Linked DNA regions of Mus musculus: region 1 is linked to region 2. A link is a contact called in ENCODE Hi-C data. All regions are on one chromosome and are shown on one strand. Each heading gives the region's core, a stretch centred on a gene start or an enhancer-like site at or near the end of the contact. The rest is flanking DNA. Distances are from core to core; before and after follow the strand shown. Region 1 has its middle 4.2 kb from the start of Gm32803. Region 2 holds the start of Phgdh (3-phosphoglycerate dehydrogenase).

What was found. A loop is a pair of places that touch in the nucleus more often than their neighbours do.
Region 1: a loop to region 2 is called in a map of regulatory T cell, with 8 times the contacts of the local background. The contact joins the enhancer-like site here to the promoter of Phgdh in region 2. A Hi-C loop is called at or near these places in 1 of 37 maps with a recorded cell type or tissue (regulatory T cell).

What each region holds. Positions count from the first base shown.
Region 1 is chr3:101,298,589-101,302,981 of GRCm38, reverse strand. No RefSeq gene overlaps it. Among named protein-coding and RNA genes, the nearest start is that of Gm32803, 4.2 kb to the right of the region's middle. Within about 2 kb of position 2,626, at least 1 of the 3 ENCODE cell types and tissues checked has a DNase peak (open chromatin) inside an H3K27ac peak, as active enhancers do.
Region 2 is chr3:98,338,559-98,343,169 of GRCm38, reverse strand. It overlaps Phgdh (3-phosphoglycerate dehydrogenase), which reads left to right and starts at 3,201. Exons shown (of 12, transcript NM_016966.3): 1 at 3,201-3,475. The coding sequence starts at 3,338.

The DNA.
Region 1 (4,393 bases), core at 1,377-3,876, 3.0 Mb before region 2:
TACTCTTTTGCAACATAAATGAGTTTTGGATTCCATAGTCCCCATGGCTATTAGCCTGGCTACCTGTTATTCTACAAACATCCGTACTCCCATCCCCACTCTTCCTTCAACCCCCATGTGTGACAACCATCAGTTGACACCACATTGGACATCCCCATTAAACACCCCAGGCCAACATGAGCATGGGGTGGCCATTCATCCTCCTCCCTCGATTGACACCTCTGGTTTCTCTCCTCATTATCTCTGCCTCCCTCCCACCCGCCAAACCCACTCGCCACCCCTGTCACCTAGCCTTAGGGAAGCTGACTTTGTCTGTAATCTAGGAACCACAGGTGAGGATCAGACAGAATATAGTCAGCAGGGTTCTATCCTCAAACTATCCTCCTTGGGCCAGGGTGAGCATGTGACAGATTCGGGCCAACCCCACTCAAGAGGGCATTATTGCGGACATCTAGAACAAAAAGCTTCTATTTTGTAAACATAAAACAGCTCTCACCTCAGAAGGAATAAAAGATAATTTGCCAGTCTAATATCTAATATTGGTGACCATGGCCTTGGGACATGGATTCAATCAGACAGTCTTGGACAGTGTGTTCTAATGAATGGAAATGGTTTCATAGTTACCAAAAAAACAACAACAACAACAACAAGCCATAGGTCAATGTTGAACACACTGGTGGAAGTTCAAGGCATATTCTAACAAAACAAGTACGTCTCTGTTCTAGGTTTCAGATGTTGTCTGAGGTCATTCTTATCTTTTGGGCTGGTATATGCTAGCAAACTATTAATTCATTCCAACCTGTGTCACCAATAGTCGAAGGATGTGAGGCCAGAGGTGAGCACTGAATAACTATTAAATGGACTGAAGATAGCCCAATATAAATTAGTCCTGGATCTGTAACATTGCAACTCACCACAATCTCGGGCTTCTAGTCAATTTATCAGCCATATAGAATCCGTTACACAGGTGTGGCTGCCCCACTCTACCCTCCCCAGGAACTTCAGGTCGCATTAGTCTTCTGAGAGAACTTCCAGACAGGTCTGAGCTGACAGTAGACATCTTTAGCACCATATGTGAAGAGCTGAAAATGAAGTCAGAGTAGAATACCAATAGACACGGGAGAACAGAGCTTTGATCTTACCGCCTCCACTCATGTCATGCTTGAGCCCCACCCCTGCATCTCATCCACAGGCTAATCAGGCCAGCACCACCTCTGACCCCAAGCTCTCCCTACATCTGACCTCACCCTCCTAATCCTCCCACTCAAACCCCATAGTAACCTGCATAGGGGTCTCTCTGCCTCTGCCAAGTCAGGCTTGAAAACCTGAAGTCACAGGAGACAGCTACTCTCCTCAGAACCCTAAAGACACTGCAAGAGCAGTACCCCAATCCTCAGCACCTGGCTGCTCCCCTCTGAGCAACTCTCCTAATTCTGCATCCTGTCAGCTCGCTCCATCCCCACTGGCCTCTTAGCTCCTGCCTCAGGACCTTTGCACATGCCATTCTGTCTCTCAGCCATGGTCTCCCACAAGTGGCAGTATGGCTGGCTCCCATTTGCCACATAGGCTTCAGGTGAGCCATTGAGACCATGTCTGCCTAACATGGAACCCTCTTGCCACTCCAACCCTTGGCTTTGCTTCGTCTCTCTAGAACACCTTACCATTACCTGACAGACTCATATTTACATCTGTGTGGCTATACCCACTCATCAGCACCCTTAGAACGTGTGGGCTCGTCTTCTTTGCTAATGAATATAGAAACTTCTAGAACACCTCCTGGCACCAGGCAGGCTCTCAGTAAAGCACCATCAATTGATTGGTTGGGTGAATTAAAGGCTCTTGTCCTTAGTTTGAGTGAGGCATTTTAAACTGGGTTCCTGCCACAGGCAGACAAAAGCATTCCAGTACAGAATTCAGTTAAGATTTGCTTTAAACGTGGGCAGATGAACAGCTTAGCTTTGGCTGGGTTTAAGTGACATCTCCATAGCAGACGCGAGTGCACCTGCCCGGCTGAGTCCCAAGATTCTTATATATCCCTGTTCTCCTTGGATCCTCATGTAGTTTTGCAAGACACACGCGGTCCATGCTGCCTGCCCCTCACGTGACAGGGAACGTGAGTGTGGTCTGGCTAAACAGCAGAGCCCCTGTTGCTTTGTCCCCAGCCCACAGTTCTGTTTCTGCATTTCTATCCACAGTCTCACGGCTTCACCATGTGGCTCTCCCCAACAGCCCGAGGGGAACACAATGAAACCCTGTCGCTTGCAGTCTCTATTTATCTGGCATTTCCAATCCCCTCTCCTCGGAAAGCCAATAACATTCTGAATTTTTCCCACAAGAGATTGTGGGCTCTTTGGGAAGGAGAAAAACAAGCAGATGGTTCTCAGGAAACCGGATCTGTGCTGTGAGATCAAAATTTCCCCTTCTGTAAACCAGCCCTTTGCAGAACGTTCTTCAAACCGCGGACAACAGACCTTCATGTGCTCCAGCCTTAAGTGGCCACGGTATGCGGCAGACTCCTCTGCCAGCCCCTCGCTCCCAGCCAGAGCAGCTTGCCCTTCCTCAGCTAGTCCCCACAGGCCAAATTAGCTCTTGTTTAAGTTCCCTCCCCTTGCCAGCCCCCAGCGGACATGCGCAGGCTTATCTGTTTTCACACGTAATGGATCGAACAGCAGGGGCTTCTTGCTGGAAACTGTTTTCTAGGCTGCAAAAGGCTACAGAAAACCACGAAGCTGCTAACACAGTTCAGAACTTACTAATACACACTTGGCAGGAGCTGGCACAGGATACTGCCCCATGACCATGGAGAGGGACAGATGACAGCTCTCGGTGGTGGTAGTTTTAGGATTGGACCCCTTATCCGGGGACTTTCTGTATTGCTAGTTCTTTTTGATGAGGCTCAGAGATGCACAAGTGGCTTCTACATGAGGTCACAATGTCAAATACTATTGGGGCTCCCTACTGATTCCAAACTAGGATCTACAATAGACCTAAGTCCCATTTTTCTGGTGTTTGTTTGGGAAATCAGGATAATCTATTAAGGAGTAGCTTATGCTGCTTCGTAACCATAAACGATGAAACGGTTTTGTGGACTTTTAGCCACCCCACAGAATGCATCTTTGTAATGGGGAAAAAGGTTGTGTCTGTGCCCACAGTCATAAATCTGCTGTACTGAGCTGAGGCTCAGCTAGAGGTCATGGTCCCTTGCCCCTTGGCTCCGATGCCTTAACCATTGGTAACAGCCTGGTCTCTCTTGAGAGAAAAACAAACCTCAGCACTCAGCCTTGGTCTCAGTATGCCTTCATTTCTGTGGTCTTATTTTATATTGAGTGGTGGAATCCTCCGACTTTTATCCAGGCTGTCTTATTTGTTTGCTAATTTATTCACTTGTCGTTACAGGATTTCTGTAAGACTTGGGGGAATTTCACAGAAAGGAGAACTTAGAGCCCTCCTAGAGACAGGGTGGATGCAAGGTGGGGCTCCCAGGGGTGCAGAGAGACTCAGGGGTTCCCTGGCTTTCCCTTCTTAAGAGGATTTTGAAAGAGCTGAGAACAGAAGCCACCTGCATTATCTGATAACGGGTGTGTAATGGGTAGACGAGAGAAAACAGATGGGAAAGCGCAACTCAAATGGTGGAATGACAGGGGCAGGGCGGCTCGTTTGGTAAAACTCTTGCCCTGTAAGTATAAAGACCTGAGTTTGGTCCTCAGAACCTGGGTGGAAACACTGGTTGTTAATGTGCACTTAATGTCCTGCTCCAGGGAGGGGAGGGGAGGCCTGAGTCTGGCTGGCCAGCAGACTAACTTACTTAAGGAGCTCCGGGTAACGTAGAGACTTTGTTTTAAAGTAGGTAGATGGCTTTCCGGAGGATGGATTCCTAAGAGTTCTCTGGCTTGCACATGTGCATTTAAAACAACCCCCACCTACCCTGTGTGTACACGTGTGTGCATGCACGAGCACACACACACACACACACACACGCACACACACACACACACACACACACGAATCCAGTAGAAGCCAGATGTTTGTTTCTTAGACTGTATAAAAACATGGGATTATAAAAAGCATGAGTTCAGGGAAAGTGTGACTCCAAATCAAACAAGAGGCACGGACATGGTGGATCAAGACTAGAGAAGCAACCCCGAGGACATTGGGCCTCAAGGGGCTGGGGAGAGCACTAGGAACACTGGGTGCTTTTTAGAGGACCTGGGTTTTTTTCCCAGCACCCACATGGTGGCTTATAACAATCTGTAATTCCATTCCATTATCATAGCAGGAATGGAGGGAGGTATACCAGATAGCCCATACCAGACAATGCTGGGTAGAGCCCTTGGTGTGCTGGGGGTAAACTTGTGCCCTACGTCTCAACCAAAGCTGCGTTGAGAAGCAGATA
Region 2 (4,611 bases), core at 1,952-4,451:
GGTGAAATCCTCAGGCTGCTGGTGATGGGGTTGGACTTCATCTCCCCATTGCTGACGCTGTGGCTGAGCTATATCCCCAGGCCCCTTAGTTCTTTCTATAACTAACTTCTTATCAGTCTCAGCCCAAATACCATCTTCTCAGGAAAGCCTTCCATGAGCATAAAGCCTAAAGGTGACACACCTTCCTGTTTTTCCTACCGTATCGCTTGGCTTTAGAATCTTAGAATCTCTCTCTCTCTTTTTTTTTTTTTTTTTTTTTTTTTTTTTTTTGGTTTTTTGAGACAGGGTTTCTCTGTATAGCCCTGGCTGTCCTGGAGCTCACTTTGTAGACCAGGCTGGCCTTGAACTCAGAAATCCGCCTGCCTCTGCCTCCCGAGTGCTGGGATTAAAGGCGTGCGCCACCACACCCAGCTAGAGTCTCTACTATACTTATCACCATCACAGGTTATTATTTTTAATTTCTTCCTTCAGCCAGAACATACACTTCAAGAAGCATCCTCTCCCTTTTTATTGCCAAACCTTATTTAAATATATCTTTAATGTAAAAGCTAAAGGGAACCCTGATTCCATCCAGAGCATTCATAAATATGTACAGCATGACAAGTTCTTCATATCCCATTGATCCCACAGAAAAGAGCAAAATAGGATGACGCTGGGAATGAGTTCCTCCCCCGAGTGACAGCAACCCCCACACAGTGCATCTGATTGTAAGGTTACTGTACCATCCAGACCTTACAGCTTATGTCCTCCACAGAATAAGAAGGAAGAGCCAGTTCAACCAGTGAAGTGTCCCAGTAACATTCCTAAGGTCAGGAGACACGGACACTCCTGTCCCACCCTTAGATTAACTCCGGTTTCCCCTTCCTCCTTTTCCTCACAAAAAAAACTGGAAAGTGTTTTTTTGAATACACATCAGGATCTGGATGTTGTGGTGCATGCCTTTAATCCCACTACTAGGAAGGCAGTGGCAGTGGATCTCTGTGAGTTCAAGTCTATAGAGCCAGTTCCAGGACAGTCAAAGCTATGTAGAAAGACAATGTCTTTTTTTTAAATTTTTATTTATTTATGTATTTGTGTGTGTATGTATGTATGTATGTATGTATGTATGTATTATATGTAAGTACACTGTAGCTGTCCTCAGATACTCCAGAAGAGGGCATCAGATTTCATTAAGGATGGTTGTGTGGTTGCTGGGATTTGAACTCAGGACCTTCGGAAGAGCAGTCGGCACTCTTAACCACTGAGCCATCTCACCAGCCCGACAATGTCTTTTTTAAAAAAAGAAGAAGAAAGCATGATACTAGAATGTGTCCAGTAGCACATTAGATCTTACGTAATTGAGTTCTCAATGAGGATAGGTAGGGTGTGTTCATGAACACTGATGCCATAGCCAATAAGAATGTACAGGAACCCAGAAAAGTCTACTCAGTGAAGAAGGGTGGGGTCACTGTAATCCCCTGTGTGGGGCTTCTCTCTTTGACCTGGGGCCAGGTTGTAAGGTCATAGGCACATCAATGAAGTCTCTCCTAACAGGCCAGAGATCTTCACCAGGGCTGCCAACCCCAGCTCAAGGGCTCACAGACAACAGGAAATCATCTCTTGTTTTATTGTTCTAGACAAAATCTCTGGTAGCCTAGGATAGCCTGGAATCAATTTTGATTCGGCTCTGATCTCCCTGGAAATCTACGTCCCAAGTGCTGAGATCACAGACGGGTGTCATCGTGCGGGATTGGCACGGGGATTTTTCTCCATTAAAGTTTCAATTCCAGGGTTCTCCACAGTGTCTCAAAGGATACCCGCCACCTGACATGTCAGCTGACTGGCTTAGAGTGAAGGGGTGCAGGGCACACTAATCCCCAAGATGTCTTTCTTATCTCATCCCCACATCGGACACTTCCCTACTGTCAGGCTCACGTTACGGAGAAGAAAGCAAAAGCCTGGAGAGATACTTTCAGAGTCCGTTTCTTCTTCTTCTTCTTCTTCTTCCTCTTCTTCTTCTTCTTTTTGTTTGTTTGTTTAAGAAGCTGGAAATCAACCCCCGCTGGATCATTGATATTCTACCCGAAAAATTATCTGCTTTACTTCTCACTGTGCAGGTTTGGGGCTCACCACTGGTCTCCAAATAGAAAATTAAGTCGGCTGCTCTCCTCCGGTCCCTATGAACCCTGTTACTGTTACTCTTATCCGGAGAGCCAAGGGCATCCGAGCTGGCCTGCTGTGGCTGCTGAAGTCTCTCTTTTCCCAAGGGGCTGGGCCAGAGAAGGGAAAGGAAGGAAAGTCTAGAGGAAAGGGCAGAACTACTTCCCCAGTTCTTCCAAGAAGGCCAGGGTTCCTGTTTTGTGGATGGAGGTAACAGCACAGGCAGAGGACTTGTCAGTACATAGTTCTGAAAGAGACTCTCTTACTTACATTTGATGTTAAGATTGTGAGGTATAATAGTAAGGGGTGTTATTTATATAATATAATCAAGGCTGAATTTACCTAACAGATTTAATCCCTTCTAAAAAAAAAAAAAGTAATCATCTAACTTCTAAAGACTAAAACCACTACCACCCTTGTACTTCTCTCCCCCTCCCTGACTCCCATCTGGGGCTGACCTGGAACTCCTGGGTTCAAGTGGTCCTCCAGCCTCATTCATGGCCCTTACTGTATCTAGATTTAATCTTAAAGTCTTTTGGGGGGTAAGGAATAAGAAGCCCTTGCCTTTCCCAGACTTGTCTCTCATCTCCCACTGGGATTGGTGGAAGGCAAGAACCAACTCTTATGTACACACACACACACACACACACACCTTGTTCCTTAATCTCCTAACGGTGTGTGTGTGTGTGTGTGTGTGTGTGTGTGTGTGTGTGTGTGTGCGTTGCTGAGAATCGAACCCGTGGCCTTACTCAGTCTAATTATGCTCAACTAGGAGTTATAAATACCCAGCCAATAAATGGTCTTTAAGAGGAAAGAAGTTACTATGAGATTTAATTCCCTCGTGGAGACAGCGTATTTCTGTTTATTTCCAATATAAATCAGCCTGCTGGCATAAATCGTGCGTGTTAAAGCTCACCCGGGGCAGGTAAGGGCTTCACTGCTGGAAGTGTAGTCTGTGTAGGATTTAAAAAAAAAAAAAAAAATGTGTGGGAGGCTCTGCCCGGGGAGGCGGAGTCAGCAGAGTTTAAGCATTTCTGACCAATCAAAAGGAGACTGTTGGCGCGAGGAGGGGGAGGATAAAGGGGGAGCGGGAGATCGAGAACCCTGCCCAGTCACCGGAGCCAGCCCTGCTTGCAGTTTCCTGAACTAAGTGCTTCTGCCCACCCACAGCAACTGATTCTAAGGCCTGACTCTAGCAATGGCCTTCGCAAATCTGCGCAAAGTACTCATCAGTGACAGCCTGGACCCCTGCTGCCGGAAGATCCTGCAAGATGGAGGGCTGCAGGTGGTGGAGAAGCAGAACTTGAGCAAGGAGGAGCTGATAGCTGAACTCCAGGTAAGGCGAGCCGGACACAAGCGTAATCACCGGGCATCTTTATGGCCAAACCCGCTGACCCCAGTGGTTCCAGGGCTGTCCTCCCCTATCTTATCAGTTGGTCCCGGGGCCTCCGGAGATTCGGGACCAGCAGTGGGAGGGAGGAAAAGCAGAGAGGAACGAATGGCCTGGAGGTGCAGAATGCAAACTTTTTGTGCTTTTTGCTACCGCGTGTTTCTTGCCGGCGCTGCAAAGTGCAGCTGCTCCATCTGGTCCTGCGGGATGCCAGAACCTCTCTCGAATGCCAGAACCTCTCTGGAGCTTTCGTGCCTGGCGACCCAGGCTGCGAGCTCCCGGCTCGGGGTGCTACACGCACACCATCCCTGCTCAGTGCAGACTCCTGGGGTGGGGGCAGGGGGCGCGGGGCGCTGGCTCTGCTCCTGCGGGTCCCGTGGCATTTGTGGCAGCGGACTCGCACCGCCTTTTGTCTGATGCAAGACCTTGGCGCTCTTTCCCCCGCCCCGGGGAGCGCTCGCAGGATTCCGGGCGGCCCGGGGGTGCAGCCGGAGCCCCGCGCCGCCCACGCGGCCGCCGCCGGGAGTCAACCTCCACCATTGGCTTCATTGCCGATCAGGCCCGACTTCACTACATCAGAATCCTGTTCCAAGCGCAGTTGGGACAGGTTACTTCTACGAAGTCTTCGGAGCAAACCTCTAATCGTTATAAAACTTAAAAGTCTTTCACTTATTTGAAAAGCTTGTGTAAATCGGGTGACTTTGTTCAGACGTAAGGAAGGGGTTTCTGCTTTGTGAGCACTTCAGTTCCTGCCCTTCCTGTAGATCTAATCCATCCAGGTATGCTGTCTCGTCCCAGCTGTACTGCCCCACCCCCAAAGTTCCACGTGCTCGCTTAGGGCCTGCAGCCAGGAGGAATGTACCAGTCTTCCTGCTCAGGCTGAGGCCTCAAACCGCAGAGACCAAGCGGGGTTGTTCTTGCAACCCTGGAAACTCTCTGAGCTCGCTTGTCTATTTCTCCCAAGACCCTTCCCCGCCCCCAATCCCTTTTCCTCTACCGAGCTAATAGCCACGTGCCCAGCAGCCCTTATTCGCAGACTTTTTCTAGGCCTGGTCTTTAAGAAGCTTGAAAGAGCTAGGTGG